Linked DNA regions of Mus musculus: region 2 is linked to region 1. A link is a loop called in an ENCODE intact Hi-C map of the cell type or tissue named here. Cell type or tissue: left cerebral cortex. All regions are shown on one strand. Links, peaks and the distances in the headings refer to the core of each region. The heading gives the core; the rest is flanking DNA.

Region 1 (11,064 bases), core at 3,079-5,578:
CTCAAACCCATCCATCTATGGTGTGACATCCTCTTCTAACTTCTTTGGGCACCAAAACATACACATTTACACCATAAATCAAAATGAAATAAATCTTCCGATCCAGCCCAGATGGTTTAGAGAGTAAAGTCTCCTGCATTCGATCCTAGGCTCCAACACACATGGTAGAACAAGACTCCATAACATGTCATCAGACCTTTACCCATGCGCTGTGGCAAGTGAGCACGTGTAAAGGCATTCTACACACACCACACACACACACACACACACACACACACACACAGGTAATTTGCATATGTAAATTTCATAAAACCTAATCTGAGGTCTGATATATTTCAGAAATTAAATAAAGTAAATGTGACTGCTGTTTTATAAAAAATTTGAAAATAAAGTACAGTTCTTACCATTAATTAATACAACTAACTAATATACTAAAATTATAAAACACTTCTAAGGCCCCAGCTTACTCAGTATGAGATATGGACTTGGGATCTACAAGCACACTGACAGAAAGGCAAAGCTCTCACTCTACACATCTGCCTGGGGCTCACCACTCACGCACACTGCTACAACTCTCCAAGTACATCTGTTGGGATTTCAGACATTGGCATTATAAAGAACTTTTTTTTTCTAAAATATTAGTCAACTATAAAAAAGCTTGTCCAATTTATTCTTATGTAACAATGATTACATAAAAGAGCCTGATTCCTTCACTTCTGCAATGCTAAGCATTATCCTTTAAGTTTTTAGTTCATTTAATACTGAAAGTATCTCCCTTTAATTTTCATCATCATTTACTATACCTTGAATCATATTGCTGATTTATATTACATAACAAACTTAAGCAATAAATATAAAATATGTAATATAAATCAGCAATATGATTAAAGGTACAATTCATAAAAAGGTCAATTGCCTTAATAAGCAGCCAGAGATTAAAGAGTTCCACTAAACCCTCCTTAAGCGATCTGTTTCTTTGAATGTTATTAAGCTATCACTCTAATTCAGATTCCTGCAGATCCCATAATTTCTGAAAGTAGGGGCCGGTGGGACGGTGGGACGGTTCACTGGGTAAAGGCTTCTACTGCCCAAGCCTGGATATCTGAGTCCAATCCCTGGAGCCCTCATAAAAGTGGAAAGTGAGAACAGGCTACAAGAAGCTGTTCTCTGACCTCTCCATATGGTATGAACTACTCCACACATGCATCATGAGTACACATATGCACAATAATTAAAAAATTTTAAATGAAAAAAATGTTTTCCCACACCCAAAGGTGGCATCCATTAATACCTGATCAGGTAACTTTTTATGCCCAATAAGAAACACTGAGAATAAACAAATATTCATTATGTGGATATGTATTAAAAGAATGTAAAAGGCAGGACCAGTTAACCTAAGACAGAGTCAACTTAGTGTTTCAAGGCTATATCCCATCTTGGAAGACAAACTAAGTTTCAAAATGCTTTATCAGTGTGTGAGCAACAGTGTATGCACGTGTGTGTCTGTGCTTACCTGAGAGTGTGCACGGGGAGGACAGAGGTTGACACGAGTGTCTTCTATCACTCTGAATTGTTTAACTGAGACTGAGAAGTTTCCTCTACACCACTAGCTGTGGAATTACAGATGTGCAGCCCCATGCCCGGCTTTCATGTAGGTGCCAGGGATCTGAACTTAGGTCTTTATGTTTATACAGCAGGCAGGCACTTAGTCCACAGAGCCTTTCCCCAGCCCTGTACACATACATATCATTTTTCAAAAGCAAACTATCAATAATCCTTTGGGAAAAAACTAAGGCTCAACCATTTTACCATCAATTATATCCTGGTATGCAATATATCCAGGTGACAGGACATTGGGAAATGATAGCAACAAATGTTACAGCTTAACACAAATGACAGTGTCAGCGCTGTTGTTGCTGCTGCTGTTTGACTTTTGTTTGCTTTTTTAAGGAAGTCAAGCAGATACGTAACTTACCACATCTCGAAAGACAACAGCACGAAGGCGATTGATATCAACATCCTGAAGAAGCCTATCGGGATCCTTGATGGGAGAAAGGTTACCTGGAACGTTTTCTAAAGGAGTCTTGAAAACAAAAGAGAATTACTGAGCAACAGTATATTCTAGAAAATTATTTCGGAGCATCACAGGCTGAGCTTCCCAAACCATTCCCTGCCTCCTCAGAGGAGTAGGAATCACTGACATCAAAGCTAGCAAGGGGCTTATTTTCTGTTCTTCTCTGCTTGTGAGGCTTTCTCTTCTCTATGTTGATTTGCTATCAACATAGATGCCTCTGTGGTCTCATAAAGGCAGGTAAGGCTGTACAAGAAAAAAAAATGACCTTGCCTTCAGAAGAACTGAGTGCAAATCTCCCTTATCTGGATTAATGTTGTTTCTAACATATCCACTTAATAAATATATTTAATTCCCTTAATTTATCCATCATATATATTTTTGAGATTAAAATTTTACTAGTTACCATTATTCAATTACATATGTAGTTACTTCATGCATGATTCATTTTTAAAAGGTAAGCTCTAAAACTACCTTACTATAGTTGTCAGACATTAGAGAATATACCATTGAAATGATTTTCTATAGTTGGAAAAACAAAAATCTGAGGATTTTAGATAATATATTCATAACACATATTATCGAGTGCACCAAGTTATTTTGGCTCACTCTAGGACTTTTATGGTTATTGAGTATGCCAGCAGATTAACTCTGACAATATATACATATGAAACGTAAAAACAAGTTTTGTACATAACAGGCATGTGATTGTCATCTGATTCCTACTTCCTTACAGACAGTATTGTGGTGTTTCACTCCTAAAGGAGGTTGTGAAGCTCCTGTGGAACATGGTACAGGAGAAAGGTCAGTATTTGATGGCTGATACTTATATGTTCGCCTCACCCCAGGCACACTATGTACTTTAATACATATTTTTTGCAAATGGTTTCTACTAAAATCACCTAGTTTACCCGGTCTATGTGAAACTTTAACTGCTCCAAAGTTCAACTAGATCATTTAAATAGCCTAATACATTTAGCATAGAATAATTATGGAAAGTTGTGTATAATTTATAGAATAGATAAATCTATAGTGCATATGAAAAAAAACTTGAAACAATTTAATATATGTACCAGTTTATATTTTACAAAGATTCCCCTAATCCCATTTGACCCTGTAAAGATTATGCAAAGACATGTTTAAATTTCTGCTCCAGAATGAAAATGATGCTCTGTGAAGATACACCACTCATGGAAGTGTGTCCAGATTCATACCAGAAAGCTATTAGGCTGGACCAAAAATCAACTATGGCTTACTGCCTAAAGTGCCACTTTTGAAATGCAGGAACAAAATATCCACCACTCAGTTTTATTCCCTATACTGAATATGCTTTGCTATCAAGTGAAATCTTTCCCAAATGCCTGAGTGTCACCACTTACCCGTTTCTCACTGCCAAATCTCTTACTAGAGACACACTCACTAACTCAGCAATACAAATTTCTGTCTCAGTGGGTATGCTTTCTGTATTCTACAAGAAGAAGCACACTTGCTTTACGGATTCTGAAAGACTTCTTGTTACCCACTGATGTTTCTCTGGTTTAAAAAAAAATACAGGCATAGTCAAGAGCTAATGCCGTCCTAAGCAGTGGCTTAGTTATGCATCTTCTAAGTAATAAAAGAGAAGCGAAAGGCACCTCACTCCAGGAACCACTATCCTTAATACATTACTTTTGCATTTTAATTAAACAACATCATTTAAGTTAAGAGTCTGATTCACTTTTAAATTCTGGATATCTGAGATGTGGGAGACAAAGAAATCTGTTTCAAGATCCTCTATGCTAACTGGCAGAGAGAATATAACTCAGAAACATTTCTTTACAACGTGAGAACTCCAAGTGCTCTGAAGGTTCAGAGATGTACAGTTTACATGAAAATCCTGTAGAAACTAGCCCTTTAATATGTCTACGGAGTGACTATGAGCCTGACCGCTGACACACCAATACTTAGCTTCCCAAGCCATGCACATCACTCTGGTGTCTTGTCAGCAGTAAACTAGAATGTGGGTGATATTGTCTCAAGGCTGTTTCCCTGACAGCAGAGAACAAGCAGAGGCTGCAGCACTAGATAACCAACAGACTTGGTGCATGTTCAGCTGCTTAGCACAAACTCCAGCAATGCAGAGTGAGGGAACTTAGAAAACTAAGTAAGTGTCTGTGTTATGCCTTTGATGGTTGAGTAAAAATTACCATGTCCATGTTGAACATTTATGTGAGGAACAGTCATGCTGGCTTTACTGAAACCATCACAAGAACTGTCCATAGACTAGGGCATGGTAATGGTGTTGAAAACCTTCATTTTGTGGAAGCATATCTAAGAGGACCTACATGAATGTATGTAAGACAGATAAAATATAAGGAAAAGTACTTCAAGATAGGAAAATTATACAGACGTTTAAGAAGTTAAAATCTATTTTCGAGGTAAATGAGGTCTACTGCATGTGTGAAAGGTCACACTCAGGAAAAAGTCTACACCCAGGAGAGCAGCAGAAGCTAAGCGCAGAGCGGCCATGTAAATCTGCAAAGCCATGAAGCTGCTGCAGTATTGTGTCACTTAGACACAAGAAGACAACGCATTCGCAATGAAAATTGCCAGCATATTCCAAACTATTATATAAAATTCATTTGATGGGTAGCCAATAACTAGTCTTTTACCCAAAGTTCATCCATTTAAAAATGTGCTTTGTTTCTAGGCTGACTTCTGAAAATAGATGTAACTGTTTAAAGTAGAAACACCAGAAATACCTAGTTCTGTGTGCCAATGTAAGTTTTAAAAACCCTATGAGAAGAAATAACTAGTATCTTCTTCATTAACATACAAGTGAAATCTTAAGAGGTGAGCTAAGCATTCAGATACAGCCAAGAAGCAGAGAAGGCAGAACTCGAGCCCCAGGCCCCTGTCATTCCATAGAGCATAAGCATAACGCACTGTTCTCACTATGAAAAGGCCTGCACATTTCAGAGAGAATGGTGATTACCTTGGATGCGGATGCGGCAGTCACACTGTGGGGAGCTTCCTGAGGTTTGCTGCTTCCGTGGGAAGATTTGCTTCCCCTGTCTCTCTGTCTCTGTCGGCATTCTAAACAGTTTCTCACAGCTACACAACAAACTAAGAAATCAGAAAGATATTAACATAAATTGTTGACATGGCCCTATAGGAAAATGTTTTAAGTCTATTTTCCTGTGTGTTTCCTTTTCTGTCAAAGGATATTATTATAGTTTATTAGATAAATCTTATGTTATGAAATTCAACAATGAAGGTACAACATATACAGAATATACATTAAATAAAATACTCATGTACTTTGAGTCAGAAGAAATAGATTATCAGGGTCTTTCAAACTCCCAAAACAAGTCTTTCTAACTCTATAATCCTCCAATAGTCATCATTACACAAATGTCCTGTACCAATAAAAATTTTAGTATAGCATAAAATGTCTATGGAGAAGGAGATGGTTCAGTAGGTGAAAGAATTTGCTGTACAGGCATGGGGACCTAAGTCAAACCCCGTGTACCTATATTCATATCTGTAATGATAGGACAGCCTACCTCCAGGTTAGTGAGACTCCCAAATGAATAAAGTAGAGAACGATAGAAAGCTTACTAGATGTCATCCTCTGACTTCCACATGTGCCTGCATTGGCAGGCATACCCACACATCTATACAAACATACATATATACACATAAGCTATATCCTTTAAAAGGTTAATAATAAGGCTGGGCCCTTGCCTCACCTATGTGGGTGACCCTACAGAGCACACCTTCCCCTTTCAGGCACCCTTCATTCTAAGGGTTATAATAGCTATCTTCACAGCAGAGCAATTTACACTCCTTGTCACTAGCATTTAGTCATTATTTTAGAAACATATAGGTTTAGGGCCAGTGTTTCTCTCACTTCCTCAGTAATACTGGCCATTAGACTCAGGTCTCCTCTACTCTAGCTAAGGGTTCTGATGTGTGCTATATTCTTAGTTGTTGGCCTGCCAAGGATATAAACACGGTTCACAAAGGGATCTGCATTAAAATCATTTCAATGATATGCATCAGCTCTATTGATTTTAAATAATTCTAAGTGTTTGACTATATTTGAAGCAATAAATGATGATTCCATACAATCTCCAATGTGAAGATACAGGTTTTAAACTGAGAAACCTTAAGGATTACAAGACAGTTACTAAGCTTCTGAATCTCCAAACTGAATCATGCGTTCTGTACCCCAGAGCTGCACAAGTCGTTGCGATTACAGTGAGCATCGCTGCCTAAGTGTACTTACCTAGCCGCAGGCACTGTCTCATTAGCCCTCCAGAGGACATGTTTTTTTCAGCTTCAATCTCACTAAAATTTAGAGAGCTGGCAAACACAAGGACATCAACCATTGCCATGAGTCGGCTGAGAAACGTCACTGCTGTCTCTGCTGACATGCCTTGTGTCACTTCAATGTTTTCCAATTCAGTCTTTAAAAAAGGAGAATCACTCTTGTTTAAAATTGGGAACTGTGGTGCATAGCATATACTACAGGAGAACAGTCATTCAAAAACTTAGGTAAGAATATAAAGAATAAATTATTACCACCTATCACAAGACCTTGCAACATATTGTTTCTCTACCCACTATTCATAAATGAAATGCCTATTTAAAAATGAGTATTAGTTTAAAATACCGTATCAGATGAATTAGAAGGATCACTCCTTCAGATACGTAACCGATAAGCTATGAATCCCTAGCTGTACAAGAAGTAGCACTGTTACGCTTAAAGTTAAATTTTCAGTAAAATATTTCTATGATAAAATGTTACTTCCTACTTCCTGCTTTTAGAGGGAATATTAAAATCCATTCTGTTTCTTAGAGATGTGTAAGTCCATAAGTTACAAACAATGGCAACATGTCTTTATCTTTCATCCTGCAAATAACACTGTAATGATTTTGATAATTTTCTAACTTGAATTAACTTTCTTAGTGCCAAAAAGAGCAAAAAAGAGATGCTGTGTAAATAAAAATACTGTTCAAAGTTTCTGAAAATGGGCACACTGTCCAAACTTTCTGATCTTACTTTTAACCAAATGGTAAAGTCAAGTACATGGTGGGTGCAGGAAATCGATTCCTGTTCCTACTGACTTTCACACTGTCCCTGGGAATGCAGGCTGCTTAAATATTTGGGCTTTGTTCCTGACACAGCATCAAATTTAAACAGCTGTGACCATAGCTTAACAATTATAAGAAAAAAATCATTATATTTCTATTTTCAGGTGTTTTAAGATGAAACACTGGCCATTGCTTAGATCAATAAACATTCCTAAAAACTTCTTAATAAATTAGAATTTAGTATATCTGCAGTCATGGTCTCAAATGCTTCATCATTTCAAATAATTGAAATTATGAGAGCATTACCTTACTATATTAGTTATTGCTTTATTTTGTAGTTAGAATCTACAAATACAACCACTGAAACAGGCTGTAATTTTACACTAGTGAATTAGAAACAAATACTAAATACAGAATTACTATATTGTCCACATAATTTAACAAAGTTCCTGTACTAAAATATCAAAGATGAAAGAGAAAGTTATTCTTAACATGAACAATAACCTACCGAATTATTCTTATTGCATTCTATTAATATATTTTACAAATATGTCATGTAAGCATCCTATGATGAAGTTTACTTAATATAATTCTCACTAAATCTTAATATATATCTCATCCGGATCCTGTAATTGGAAGTCAAGCCTGATTGCACATAGGACTCTATTGATTGTTTTAATTGTCTTATGGTATTTATTGCTATGATTAATAATTTATTGATATGATTAAAACTAATTCATCAAAATATTGGATAAATTTTACTCTGAATGAATTTTAAATATACAAAAATATACCTGATTAAAAGATGATATGAAAACTCAAAATATAACTAAGTAAAAATTTTTCTAAGTAAAAATAAAATTTTAAAATAAAAGCCTAAAAATTACTGCGAAAGTAATACTAACCTTAGAACCCTGGACATGCATTAGACAAAACAGACAACAGACCAAAAAAGTACAAGAAAAAGGAAATTATTAAAATTAAATGAAAATACATGTAAAATTGAAACACAAAATAATATTTTAAATTATATTTGATTATTTTATTAAAAACAAAGTTCTCAGAAGTCATTTTATAAAGTACATGATTATGATTATAAATATGAAACATTTAAATTTCTTTTGTTTGAATAACTGCCCCCAAATATCCATATGTAAGTACAGCAAATATAGAAGAAAGAACGCAAACTCTACTTTGTGAAACAAGTATCTTTCCTGTGTGGGTAATTAATGAGACATTTTTAAGAGTGAACATAGACTGCCCTGTTCAAACCCTAACTCTGTACTAACTTGAGCAGAAACAACTAAGGGAAGTTAATTACTACTTACAGACTATCTAGACCTTTTCTATGAGGAAATAATATTATAATTTATTTCTTCAAATATTCAGAACCCCTGTTATACAAACATAAAATATTTGTCATCACAACTTAAAATTCACTTTTTGTGTCAGAAAATAACTCACTGATACAACTATATATGACCTATAATATAAGCTCAAGGAACTGCATACTACCTAAGAGTTCTGATACAACTATATATGACCTATAATATAAGGTCAAGGAACTGCATACTACCTAAGAGTTCGGAGCTTTAAGAATCATGTACATATAATATAACCTTATAGATATTTTATAATAATTATAAAATTCCAATTATCTGAGTTTGTACAACATAAATATTAATATAAACTTCAAAATATGCTATTTCATGGATCTTCATTGGGATGATATATAAAAAAATCCTGAGATAACCAATAAGACCACTGTTACAAAAACATAACATAAAAAACAAAGATCTCCTATTTTTCAATTCTACACCCTGCTAATAAACAGTTAACCCCACTCCATGCTTGGCACAGAAGGAAACGTTGCTTTCCTTATTTATGATGATGCAATTATTTGAAAAACCAGAAATGTCAGTTTCTATTTTTTTCCTGGGACAGAAAAAATTAAACCACATCTGACACAGTATTCTGGATGGTTGACCAATATGGACAACTTAAAATCTTAAGTGAGTTCAATAAACCCTGAAGGAAGGAATGATTCAGTGTTCTCTGCTTCTTCTCAATGTTTCCTTCCAAATCTCTGCCTTCATTCATAACAAACAAGAGTGTGGTAGAAAATAAATGAAATACTTCAACTGACTAGCTCTGGAAAACTTAACTCTAAAACTCAACAAAATAATATCCCTTTCACAAAGCAAACACTGATCAAACTTCCTAGTAAGTGATCTAAACTCCTTCCTTCCTTCCTTCCTTCCTTCCTTCCTTCCTTCCTTCCTTCCTTCCTTCCTTCCTTCCTTCCTTTCTTCCTTCATACTCCTTGAGTATCTCCATGTGTAGCCATTCATTCAAAGATTGATAGAGCATCACTATGTAGTCTTGTGGTCTGGAACTCATTCTGTAGATCAAAGTTGCCTCAAACTCCCCAAGAATTCTAATGACATCTGCTTTTACCTCCCCAGTGCTGGGACTGAGGTAGGCATCACCATCCCAGGCCAAGTGTTTTAATTTTATCCTGAATATTAAAGTTAAAACTATTATTTTATTTGTATTTAAAACAAATTTGTGATTCATTTACCATAACATACAGTTTTAAATCAATAATACAGGTATTCAAAATCACAACACAATACAGCTCATTTAGATTACTCACTATAATAAATGCTATGTACATCTCCAGTCGCCTTAAAGTCTATCTTACACCATTTCCTTACACGTATGACTAGTCTAAAGAATTCAAAGCTTTCTTCCAGAACAATGACACTATAAGAGCAAATTCAGAAATGTTATTCCTACAACACATAGACTTCTGTGCTCATTTATGGTTTCAGGGAGGAAACAGGCCACTTCAAATGGCCAGTTCCCTAGAAATAGTAAACAAATATCTTGCTATCAAAATTGATTATCTATAATAACTAAGTTATCTAGAATGGCCTATACTTTAGAGTGTTATAAACAAAATGCTTTTAAGGAGGGCTAAAGGCTTCCCTATCCAGTACACATAGTACACAAGCCATCTATTACCACACTTGACTTTTCTCATGCACTTTCTGATGGGTAAGTATCATTTATTTTTCTTTTAGCCAACAAAACGAATGCAGAGGCCATGCCCAGCAAATGCTACAGCCCAGACTAAAACACTGATGGATCTCACACTGAGGTTCCCACCATCTCCACTGAGTCCAAACTTCACTTCTGCGTCTCACTAGAAATCAGTCTGAGCAGCACGCCATCAACAGAGCGCAGCACTTGCGGTGAGAAATGACAAAGCCTTACTTCTGGGTTAAGCTTTGGGTTGTTATTTTTAAAATAGGAGACCACAAAACAAAAACAAACTGCACATTCTTCTTATGTTTTTAGAGTTTAATATAGTTGCACATTAAAATGTCTATAAACAGCAAAAAGATATCTCTCTCTTTCTTTCTTTTTTGTTTTTGTTTTTGTTTTTTTGAGACAGGGATCCTCTGTGTAGCCCTGACTGTCCTGGAACTCACTCTGTAGACCAGGCTGGCCTTGAACTCAGAAATCCACCTGCCTCTGCCTCCCAAGTGCTGGGAATAAAGGCGTGCACCACCACTGCCTGGCTAAGATGTCTCTTCTAAGAAAGAATTATATTTGCTAAAAATTGTTATATTTAATAGTCAATGAGTCAATTTCAAGTTATATCATAAAAAGAGTTAATTTACCTAACAATTGTTCTATAGTAATAAGACTTCTTTGAGTCAGTCTTATTTTATACACAACAAACACAATGTTAGAGTCTTGTACTACATAGCTGTTATGATAAGCCTTTTCCTTTCTCACAGCAGTGCAGGTAAGCAGCTGAGACAAACAGCAGACAGATGCGAGGCCTAGCGTATTTACTACCTGGCTCCACACAGAAGGTTGCTAACTACTACCATCTAAGTCTT
Region 2 (11,064 bases), core at 4,268-6,767, 420 kb before region 1:
CACACTCCTCTTTCCCAGCTCCCTCTGCCCAAGTGCAATGTGATATGAGAACTTCTACCTTGCCTTCTCTGGATGGGATCTAGCTATTATTCAGATTGACCACATTCTCTTTCAAGGTTTCTCACTACATTCCGATAGATCCTTGGAAACACCCGTTTTGTTCAATATATAGTGTTTACCCTTCCTTTCTTCTATATTGCTGGAATGGGGCAACCAGATACCTGATCAGCTTAGGTTTCTCATAGACCCCAGCTTTTCCCTGGCACTGGCACCTGAGTTAAATATTGTTTCTATTAGTACTCTCTTTCTTTCCCATCTCCCTTAGAAGAAGGGCCTTGAGCTGTCAGAGTGAGGCCTTCCAGGAGGCCTCTGCTCTCATTAATAGGAGCACAGGTCTGGGCTTGAATCTTGGCTATGCCTGATACCAGATGAATGAACTAGGGGCCAATTCATTACTTCTTTTACCCCTAATTTCCCTCATAATAAACAAGAATACCTCCACTTTGTATGCTTGCCCTAAGGAGTAATAAAAATCATTCTTATAGCCGGGCGTGGTGGCGCACGCCTTTAATCCCAGCACTTGGGAGGCAGAGGCAGGCAGAGTTCTGAGTTCAAGGCCAGCCTGGTCTACAAAGTGAGTTCCAGGACAGTCAGGGCTATACAGAGAAACTGTCTTTAAAAAACAAAAACCAACCAAACAAACAAAAATATCATTCTTATAAAGTGCTTTCTATAGTATCTAACACATAGGAAGTGCACAACACCCAAACAGCCATCATTCTGAGAGTGACTCCATCGGAACCATCAGGACATAAAAGGTTCTATCCCATTTAGTGGCAAGTATTTGTGCAACTCTTGCTTCATTGAAGTTAGATCTTACAAGCGTTATTTTTGTCATATTAATATGCCCTCTGGAAACTCATCAGGCATAAGCAGGTCTGCAAACTCAGAACTTTAAGTAGCATTCACTTTCTTCTGACGAGGCTAAACAAAATCATTTGTTTTATCCCTGAAATCTGAGTCTCTGTTTCAAAGGCTACGTTTTGTCAACTGCCCCTGAGATTTCTTTTCATCAGAACATTCCCAGAGTCCCCAGCCTTTAGAAATCATGGGAGGCTCTGGACATTGTGCGTGTACTCAGTTTTCACAAAGCGTTTGAGAATGCTCAGCTTCGGGATGGATAGTTCTCAGCTTTCAGCTTCGGTTTCTTTAGGCCTGAGGACTGTTTGGATCTGGGCCTAAGAACATAGTCACACGATGTCAGAGTATTAGTATTAAATAGGCGATGGCTCTCTTCCTGCCTCTCGACCTCACTTACAAAATACACAGGAAAATAAATTTAATCTCCTCATGGTTCCTCGTCGTGCTTTCTTGCAGCAGGAATGTTTTATAACTTCAAATTACATATTAGATGTGTTCCTATGGGGATCATATTGAAGATTTCTTTCCCAAAGTTCATTTAATATCTGAATCATTAGGAGAGGGCTACAATCCTACTTCTTATCTTACCTAAAGGTTTTTTCCTACATTTGCACAAAAGCAGCTTCCACATTCAGGGTGAGGACATTTGTGTTCCACTTTCTGCCATGTGTGGGGTGATGAGCTGACATAAGGGTGCTGGGTGGATGGAGTCACTTCCTCAAGCCCTTCGCTTCTCGAGATAAACTAGAGACTCAGGTTGGCTTTCAAGAGAGGCAATGTAGTCACCCAAAGGGGCCCAGGATTTGAAACTGCTACCCTTAAGAATGAGCCGTAGGTTGGGCCAGAGAGATGGCTCAGTGGTTAAGAACACTGACTACTTTCCCAGAGGTCCTGAGTTCAATTCCCAGAAACTACATGGTGGCTCACAACCATCTGTAATGGAATCTGATGCCCTCTTCTGGTGTGTCTGAAGATAGCTACAGTGTACTCACAGAAATAGAATAAATAAATCTTTTAAAAAGAATGGGCTGTAGGTTTGGGGCTGTACTTTGATGTTATAGTGTTTGCTTTGCTTGTCATTGAGGGGTCAATGCATTTGATTCCAAGTCCGCTTTAAAAATCATTAAAGTTTCATGTTTCCGTGGATGAACAGAAAAGAAGAAAAGGATGTTTGGCAACTTCAGTTATACACAACAAAGATACCAGAGAGACCGATTGCCAAGCAGCAACTTTGAATAGTCTCTTCCCTTCTCTGTGTCAAAACACCTTCCTCCATTGACCTATGTGTGTGTGCGTGTACGTGTGCATGTGCGTGTGCGTGTGCGTGTGCGTGTGTGTGTGTGTGTGTGTGTGTGTGTGTGTGTGTGTATGTGCACTTGAGCAGCAGTTATCTGGGCCTAAGGCAAATCTTTCCAGTCAATGGACAGCACTTACTGTTTGCTTTGAGTTGACAGCTCCCTCCTTCTGCAACAAATACATTTTAAATCCTGCCTTTATTAACGTATACTATTCTGTCCCGTTATGTGTTTGTGTGTTTACACGAGTGTATGGGTATGCACACATGTGTGGAGGCCAGAGGTCAAAGTCTGGGTGTCTCATCCTGTAACTTATGCTCTGATGCAGCTTCTCCAACAGACTGGGAGGCTCACAGGTTTGCCAGGCTGGCCAGCGAGCTCAGCAGACAGATCCTTCTGCCTCTGCCCCAGCAGCGCTGGGGTTGGAGGATCACACTTCCATTCCTTGGCTTTTGGGGGTCAGAACCCAGATCCCAGGCCTCTATGATAAACACTTTAATGGTCTAACCTTCTTCCCAGCCCCTTGGCTTGCTTTTCTGTAGCATCCATTGTAGGGAGCTGGGGAGCCTGTCACAATGTGTTATAGTTCCAGTTGTTCTCTAGAGAAATTGAAAGAGATTTTTCTCTCTTAGCATTGCAGAGTGCATGAGGAAGCCTTGTCCCTCCAACACCGCCCAAGCCTCATTGAAGAGCGAACAGGTACAGAGATAGGAAATCTTGATGTTCTTTCCAGGTCTTCAAGGCAAGAGTCAGTCCTTCCTTTACCAAAGGTGAATAGTCACAGACTCTAGCACATTGGAAGAGATTAAAAGCATAAATCCATTTTCCAAAATGAAAAAGGAGTTACTTTTTTTTTTAAACAGCTTTCTCTTCCTCCAGAACAGAAAATTGAGGAGTGACTTCACACTTTTTTTTTTTTTTGTCCTTGGAATGCAAAAGACATAATTGCTTTCCAACTATGCAAACGTGGCTCATTTTGACCAAAAATAATGATTCAGCCCTTGAAAAGCTTTTGGAAAAAAAAACTTGAAGAAAGCTGCATTTGTTCGATTCTCATGACTAAGTGTCCTCAGCTAAAACAAAGTGAGAACATTATGCAATTATTTAGAGGAAACTTGGGACCTTGGGGACAGTCCATCATATTGCTCAGGCAAAACTGGACTTGGGGACCTGACATTTGCAGATAATTGTGCAACCCTCAGCTGTGTGAGCCAGTTCTAAAGAAGCCCCCACCTTCCATCCCCCTCCCCCCACTCGGCTTCATTCTGTGCCTTCTGATTAATAAGAAGAATAAATCAACCTGACTCTAGCTTGGCGCTCAGGAGATACAATCAGGGAAACGAGTGTGAGCGCTGAGCCACAGAACTGGAGGCACCCTCTGCAGGATTCTTTCTCATTCAGAAAACAAAGCAGAACCAGACCATTCAGCAAACATGAGCTCAGATACGAAAGCTCGGGCCCAGATGTTATTGCATATAAATATTTATAAGGCCGTAAGAATCCTGGCAAAGCTCAATTTTGCTTCAGTTCGGCAAATGTTTCAAATTCGGCTCTTTTGCCCTACGAAGATGAGGTCTGGTAGAAGACAGTTATTTAGGGGAGAGGATGGGAGCCCGTCTCTTATGTCTTATGACCTGCTTTTCATAGTTGGTACCCTTGTCTTCAAGAATCATGTGTCAAGGTCTTTTTCCAAGGAGCCAGGAGGAAGTGTGCTGGGTGAAACTGAATTTCAGGATCACCATGGAAGCACACACATGGGCACACACACACACACCCCCAAGGTGGGAGGAGGTGTGGACAGAAGCCAGCCTCCTTTTGTTCCTTCTCCATTTCAGTAGGGTAACAGTTCCAAATTATAAAGGTCAAGCCATGCAGTGGGTGTGCGCTTAGTAAAACAAACAGATTTGCTCGTTTGTTTATTTGTTTGTTTGTTCATTCATCAATTGGTACTGGCAACTGAACCCAGAGTGCCACATCCTTAGCATCGTTGACACTTTAAAGTTTTCAGTTCAGCTAACCAGCATGCACTTCTAGAAAAAATGAAAATTGTAATTCATGTTTCAAAGGTTGGGGTGGTTGGTTGTGTGTAGCATAAGTGTATAAACCTGTGAGGGGGTCAGAGGACAATTTGTGTGAACCAGTTTTCTCCTTCCACCCTGTGAGTCCTCCTCCTCCGCCTCCTTCTCCTCCTCCTCCTCCTCCTCATCATCATCACTGAGGTTTTTTTGTTTTGTTTGATTGGTTTTTGTTTGGTTTTTCAAGACAGGGTTTCTCTGTGCAGCCCTGGCTGTCCTGGAACTTACTCTGTAGAGCAGGCTGGCCTTGAACTCATAAAGATCTGCTTGCCTCTGCCTCCTGAGTGCTGGAATTCAAGATGTGTGCCACCACCGCCTGACCATCATTGTGTTTTTACAGTGGTGGGAGGGATTGGACCTTGAACCCCAAGCATGTTAAGTACACAGTCCCCCATCAAACTACACCCCTCAGTGAAATAACATCTTTTTTTTTTCTTCTTTTTGGCCTCCCTCCTTATCTGCCTTATCAGGGACGCTATCTCTTTCCTAACCCTCATCACCTCTCTCACAGGTCATCCATCCTAACTGTTGTTAGGGGTTTAAGGACACAGAAGGGACAGCCGTTAGAGCACCTCAGAGGAGAATCAATGTAAGGAAACAACCAACTTGGCAGGCAGCAAAGATCCCCAGCATAAGGCAGCCACTTTGAAATTATTTTAAGCAATGTATTTTATGATATAAGAAATCATGAACCTATAAGCCTTAGCACTCTGTAATTTAAGATGTCTTATGATATATTAAATTAGCACATACATACCTGGAGACATTTATGAGAGTGAGAAGTAGCTTGGTTTTCTCCATTGGTTAAGTCCTAATTTGCCTGACTGGGAGAGTGCTGAGGGCTTCAGTACCACGTGGCCATGGTCTGCGTATGAAGAAGCTCTCCTCACCACAGGACAAGTCTTCTCATTGCTACGAGCTCAGGGATGGGAGGTCCACGGTCTTCCACAGCCCCTGGCCTGTGGCACATCTCCATGGAGAAGACCTGTGACTGTTTCATTGTCACCGCTCAGCCCTCTGGCTGCTGAAGGTGACAATCCCAGGGGACCCTGAAAGTGTAGCTCTTCTCCGTGGAGGCTTTCATCTGCTGGAACATCTGGCCAGCTCTCTGAGGGGCCTCCCTGGTTTCTACACTTAATGTATATGTGAAGATTATATCAAGGTTCTTGGCCGATGGACTTCAAGATGTAATCACAAACTCCATCCAATGTAGACTCACTAATAAGACATCCCACAAGGTCAGGCACTTAAGGTGCTGCTCACCCCCAACCCCTTGCCAGCTTCCACTGAGCCCTAACAGATGTTCCTGTGGACAAACCACTCCCCACCGACACCATTTTCAGAGTTTTGACGTTTAGTAGGAAACCCAGCAGGGGGCACTTGTGCGCTATCCCAATCCCTAGGGAATGGCCCAGAAAAGGCCTTCATCCAACTCCAGGGAGGCAGCTAACTCACCCTGTACAATCAGTCTTCTTGGCTGTGCATTGCTTGCTAAGCTTTGAGATTCCCCCTAAGCTCTGAGCATCTCATGAGATAACCGGAGACTCCTCTCTTTCCCACATCTCTCCTTAGTGAACAACAGAATCATGGACTCCACACTCCTAGGAGCTCTTTCTGTTGGGAAGAGATGCTTCTACTGGGAAACTTTTAACACCGGAGGCGTTGAACTTGTAAACAGGTAAGCACCTTATGAAAACTAACTCCAGCTGGAAATCGCCAACCCGATTCACCACTCAGTGAGATGGAGTACGCTTTGCACAGCTGTTGACCAACCTTGATAAGTCAGGATCATCTTTGATGGGGGCCTCTCAAGTCATCAAGCACTGCTGTGTCATTCATATGCCAGGCCTCGAAGCGGAAACACACTCACTATGAAGAAAGAACTAAGTAGGCAGGACACTGTGGAGCAGGAAGTTTGTGCATAGCTAAGAAGACTTCCAAACTAAGGCCAGGCATCAGACAGGGTCCTGAGAGATACGATCTGAATGGAGGTAGGTCAGACCATGAACTACAGCTTGAATGTCTGAGATCCTCTATACCAAAGGACAGATCTACCCAACTCCCAAGAACAAAAAGAGCTTTCGGAGAAGCTCAGACTTTGTCTATTGAGGGCCTACTATGCACAAGAGGAAGAAATGCATCTAAAATCCTACAGGCTGTAGCAGCACTCACCTGGTATGTTGAGCATGAACCTTACAGTTCAACGATGGAGTGAGATCTATCTACTCCTGGCCATTACAACGAAGCACAGTTGGAGCACCTGTCCAAATTAGGTTTTTACAAACGGCAAAGGGGATGGTTTGGTAACCCAGTACACAACTGGAATGCCAAGGACATGGATATTATTTTTGCCTGTAGTGTTTTCAAGTTAATTTTGCTCCCAAGAAAGGAGGGCCAACCAAGTTTGACATAAAATATGGTCTTTGGAAGAAATGCTTGGTTCTCTCTAGACCTTTCCTGTTCTGGGAGATTGTCTCAGGTACAGCTGAGGCTTCAGACAAGTTCCTTGCCACTGTACACACAGTGTGCATCATCTACAAACTCAGTGAGAAAAGAAACAGGAGTTTATTTTTTTTAATTATGCAAATCTGTGTCTTTGCACATGCCCACAAAGTTCAAAATAGTCCCCTAGAGTTAGAGTTATCAGCAGTTTTGAGCTGCCCAGTACAGGTCCCAGGATTCATACGTAGATCCTCTGCAAGAGCAGTGTACACTCTAAAGTCCTGAACCATATCTTTAACCATGATATTTTTTTCTCAATTCATCTTCTAAACTATATTGATCACCTGACTGACTGCCAGGAACATGTTTTACCTGATCATCAGAAACATACTTTTTTTCCCTCTCTGATTTTCCCACGATGGTGTTAAACTTGACTGTTGTTGTTGAAGGGACTGCCACCCTGGAGTGCTGTGTGCATGAAGGTCACAAAGCCCCTCAGATGAGAGACTGCCTAAAGGATGAAATGAGTTCTTGGGTTCAGTGTCGTTTGTAAGCCCTCTCTGGGGTCTTCACTTTGTAAGACGCTGTCTAGCAAGATTCTAAGACCCTGGGATCTTCGTTTCGCCCCCTGAGGAGTATTTCATCCGCTTAGATGCAGAAGGATTGTCCTGGTTGGCTTTAACCTTCAACTTGATGAAGCCTAGAGTCCCCTGGGGGGAGCATCCTGATTATTAATGAGCTTAGGAGGGCCCAGCCCACTGTGGGAGGCAGCATTTCCTTAGCAGGGAGTTTTGCACTGCAGGAGAAAGCAAGCTGAGTATAAACAGGCCTGTGCGCCCACAAGCAAAGCCCTCTGTGGTGTCCTCTGTTTGCACTCCCATGGCCTTGTCCAGAGTGAGTTCCTTGGTCAGAGGAGCTCACTTATACTACATAGAATAACAAACAGGCCTGCTTCAGGGTCCTGCCTGAGCTCCCATCCTGACTTCCCTCTCCAATGAACTGTCATCTATAAGCTTAAGTGAGTCCTTGCTTCCCCTAAATTGCTTTTGTTCCTGGTATTTGTTAACTGCAACAGAGATGAAACCAGGACAGTGAAAGCCTTTGCTAGTCTTCCCTGCAGGGGAGCATCCTTGGTAGGGATGTTTCACTTGATGCAAAGACTTCTTCCTGGATGAAGGCTGATGGAATCCACAAGAAATCTAACAAGCATAAGAGGCCCCTCTCTCAGGCTATAGAAGCAGCAAACAGTTGCCGGGGAAGAGTGAACTCTTCACTGAGATATGACACCCAAAGGCCAAGCAGGGAGCTGCAGTCATGCATCCCTGTGAGCTATCAGCAATGGTGACATCAACCTCTTTGGTGACATAACTACCAGAGAAGTTGCTTCTGCTCCTGTAACTAACCCCTCACCTGGGGTTCTGTAACTAACCCCGGTCAACTGGTTGGTTTTCCAAATTGGATTTGATGAAGTCATTCTGTGATCTGTCATCCGAGGCTCAACCTGGCTGTTAAATGCTTTCCCAGGGAAAGAGGGATGGAGAAACAACAGAGACTAGCTTCCAACAGAAGCCATGAGGGTGATATACAAGATGCAATAGCAGCTCAGCCTGCAGCAGGCTAGATGTGGGGGCCACAGAGCCATTAGGTGGGCCAGGCCGAGTGTGGAACCCAGCAGGGGTGGGAGGGGGGCTGCAAATGGTTCTATTTTCTCTTAAAATCAAAGGAAATCATGAATATAGCAATGAACTTAGCCTGTATATTTGTCTTTCATCATCATGTTCACTAAGAAAATATGATCAGCTGATTTTTATGAAGGAAGCAACCCATGCAAACAAACTCCCGAAGGCCGATGAAAGTCAAGTGGCCAAGGACTAGGCGGCTGCGGTATTTAGGATTTGACACAACACAAAATCCATTCCGGCTTCTGAAGTCCATGTACTGACCCAAACACAGGAATCTAACATCCCAATGTTTAGGCATCGAAGGAAAATGATAAACATCATTTACCTTTAGAAGAGAAAAGAAAAAAGAAAGACCCACATGCCAGTCTCCCCTTCAAAGACCTGGTGGCCCCACCCCCACCTCTGTGCTCACCTGTTGGGGATTGCTCCTTCTTCAGTGCAGGAGAATTCCTCAGTGAGGACCCCTAGGGGTTCCCTCCTTTCCAGTGAGCTAATCCACTAACTTCATGGCCTCATGGGAGCTGACAGAAACTTTTAGAAAGGCCTAGATGGAAGGGGCATGTGGTTCAGGAGTCCTTAAGGAGAGAAGTGTATCTTGTCCCCAAAGCTACCCTCTCTAGCTCTGTCTGAGCCAGTCACCATGCCCATTCGGCTTTTCTGTCATGTGTTCCTACAATACTGTTCTGCCTCAAACACAATGGAACCAGTCAACCACACACTAAAACCATGATCAAAAATCCAAGCTTTTTCTTCTTGTAAGTTGTTTTATCGGGCATTTTACCTCAGCAATGGAAAATGGACTAACACAAACTCCAAATAGTATCCCTTTCGGTTCCACAGCTTGGGAATCATTAAGAATCTCATGTCAAGAAAGAAGCCTGTGTATGTGTGTGTGCCTGCTGTGTTCTCTCTCTCCCTCTCTGTCTCTCTGCATCATGTAGACACACAGAGCCAAGAGCAGTCAGGTCATGGGTACAAGCACCCCTGAGCAACCCTGAAGACTTCAGAAAATAAATTCAGCCACATTCCTCTTCAGGAGGTACCAGCAGCATGTGCTGAAAGAACTCAGTGGGGAAACCCCCACTCAGCTCCCGATTCGGCGTGCACCCAAGAATCGCGAATAGAACACAACACCTTGATGTAACAACAAGAGGTTTTTTAATGGCAGAGCTCCGGGTCGAAACGTATCTCACACAACAGGAGACAGTGGATTCGACCACGAGGCTTGGAAGCTAGGGGGTTTTATAGAAAAGGAGTGGGGCTGGGGGAGGAATTGGCGCGGTTTCACATGATTGGTCCATTTAAACATCAGCAGCCTGTAACATTTAACTTAGGTCAGAGGGGTGGGAGCTAGGGAGGCGATGGGCTTGCCCGGGCATGTCCTGGTCTGTTCTGCTATGTTCTCAGCCCCAGGTTTTAAAGCTCAGAAACAACTCTTTGGGCTATTTAACATACATTACATGAATTACAGTTTTATTTCCTTTCATTCCCCTCTTCTTCTGTTTAGACTAATTCTAATCATAGAATTTTAGAGGTCGGTGTCCCTTAACTCTTCATCTACCTGAACTATAGGTTGATATTGCCTTTGAAGAACCATGAGTTTTACTGTATCAATTTTACTCTGGATGAAAGCCATTCCTCTATTTATTATACAAGGGCCGAAAACTAAAGCTAAGCATATCATAAGGATTGGTCCGGCTACAGCGGAAATTAAAGAAGTTATCCAAGATGGTCGTGATTCAAACCACGACTCAAACCACCCCCATTGAGCATCCCGTTCCCGTTTCCTTCGCTCTAATCTTTCTCTCAGTTTCTGCATAGAGTCTCTAACTATTCCTGTATGATCTGCATAGAAGCAGCACTCTTCTTTAAGGGCAGCACACAGTCTTCCTTCCTTTAGGAACAACAAATCAAGACCTCTCCTGTTCTGTAAAACTACCTCAGACAGGGAGGTCAAAGATTTTTCTAAAGCGTCTATGGACTTCTCTATTGCCGCTAGGTCTTCATTGACAGCATCCCTCAAAGACTGAATTCCCTGTCTTCCTTCTATTAAAGCTGACACTCCCGTCCCCACTCCTACTGCCATACCTATTCCCATGAATGCAGCCAGGGTTAAAGTAATTGGTTCTCTTTTTGACCGCCGGCCCGCATAGCTTTCTTCTAAACTGGATGCAGGGTGATAATATACACGGGGTAACAGCTGGATCATGACACAAAAATCATGAGATGAATTAAAAACCTTAGTTGATACACAGGGAGTAAGTCCTGTATTGCAAGCCCACCATCCAACCGGGGAAGGTACAAGATAGTAATCAGCTTCCGTTCTGGACACGGACTGAATTTGTCCGCATAGGTGTTTGTGAGTGGAAGGTGGGGTACCTATACAGAGACCTGGATTCCTCGCGGATACTTCAGTCAGGGTCAGTTTTTGTCCTGTACCCCAAGAGCAGGAAGTATGGCTGCTGGTTCTGTTGAAATCTCCATTGAAGGCGATTCCTTCATAATAAGGCGGACCCGAGGACAGGCATAGCCAGCAGTCCTCAGTAGCGCTTGGATCAGTTCTGTTAAGGGCATAAAAGGCTCCTCTCACTAGGTTAAACATCCTCTGTCTTGAAGGAATCTCGGGGGTAATAGTTAGAGGTACCTGAG

The links. Hi-C counts contacts between places; a loop is a spot of excess contacts. Peaks named below come from ENCODE experiments on the same cell type or tissue, not always from the same donor. Only the 100,000 strongest peaks of a DNase experiment are listed, where the experiment ranks them.
Region 2: it touches region 1 in a loop (2.4-fold over the local background); 2 of 42 quality-filtered maps call a loop at or near these places.

What each region holds. Positions count from the first base shown.
Region 1 is chr3:55,985,993-55,997,056 of GRCm38, forward strand. It overlaps Nbea (neurobeachin), which reads right to left. Exons shown (of 58, transcript NM_030595.1): 25 at 8,056-8,064; 26 at 6,342-6,522; 27 at 5,046-5,176; 28 at 1,976-2,083. It overlaps Gm31914 (a long non-coding RNA gene), which reads left to right. Exons shown (of 8, transcript XR_003954481.1): 3 at 1,951-2,311; 4 at 2,808-2,875; 5 at 10,237-10,407; 6 at 10,963-11,064. Among named protein-coding and RNA genes, the nearest start is that of Gm22784, 35 kb to the left of the region's middle. In left cerebral cortex, for the core only: no CTCF peak of the experiment used is centred there; DNase peaks (open chromatin) are centred at 4,056 and 4,971.
Region 2 is chr3:55,568,525-55,579,588 of GRCm38, forward strand. No RefSeq gene overlaps it. Among named protein-coding and RNA genes, the nearest start is that of Gm43549, 7.4 kb to the right of the region's middle. In left cerebral cortex, for the core only: a CTCF peak has its summit at 5,654 (motif pointing right); a DNase peak (open chromatin) is centred at 5,686; H3K27ac peaks cover 336 bases.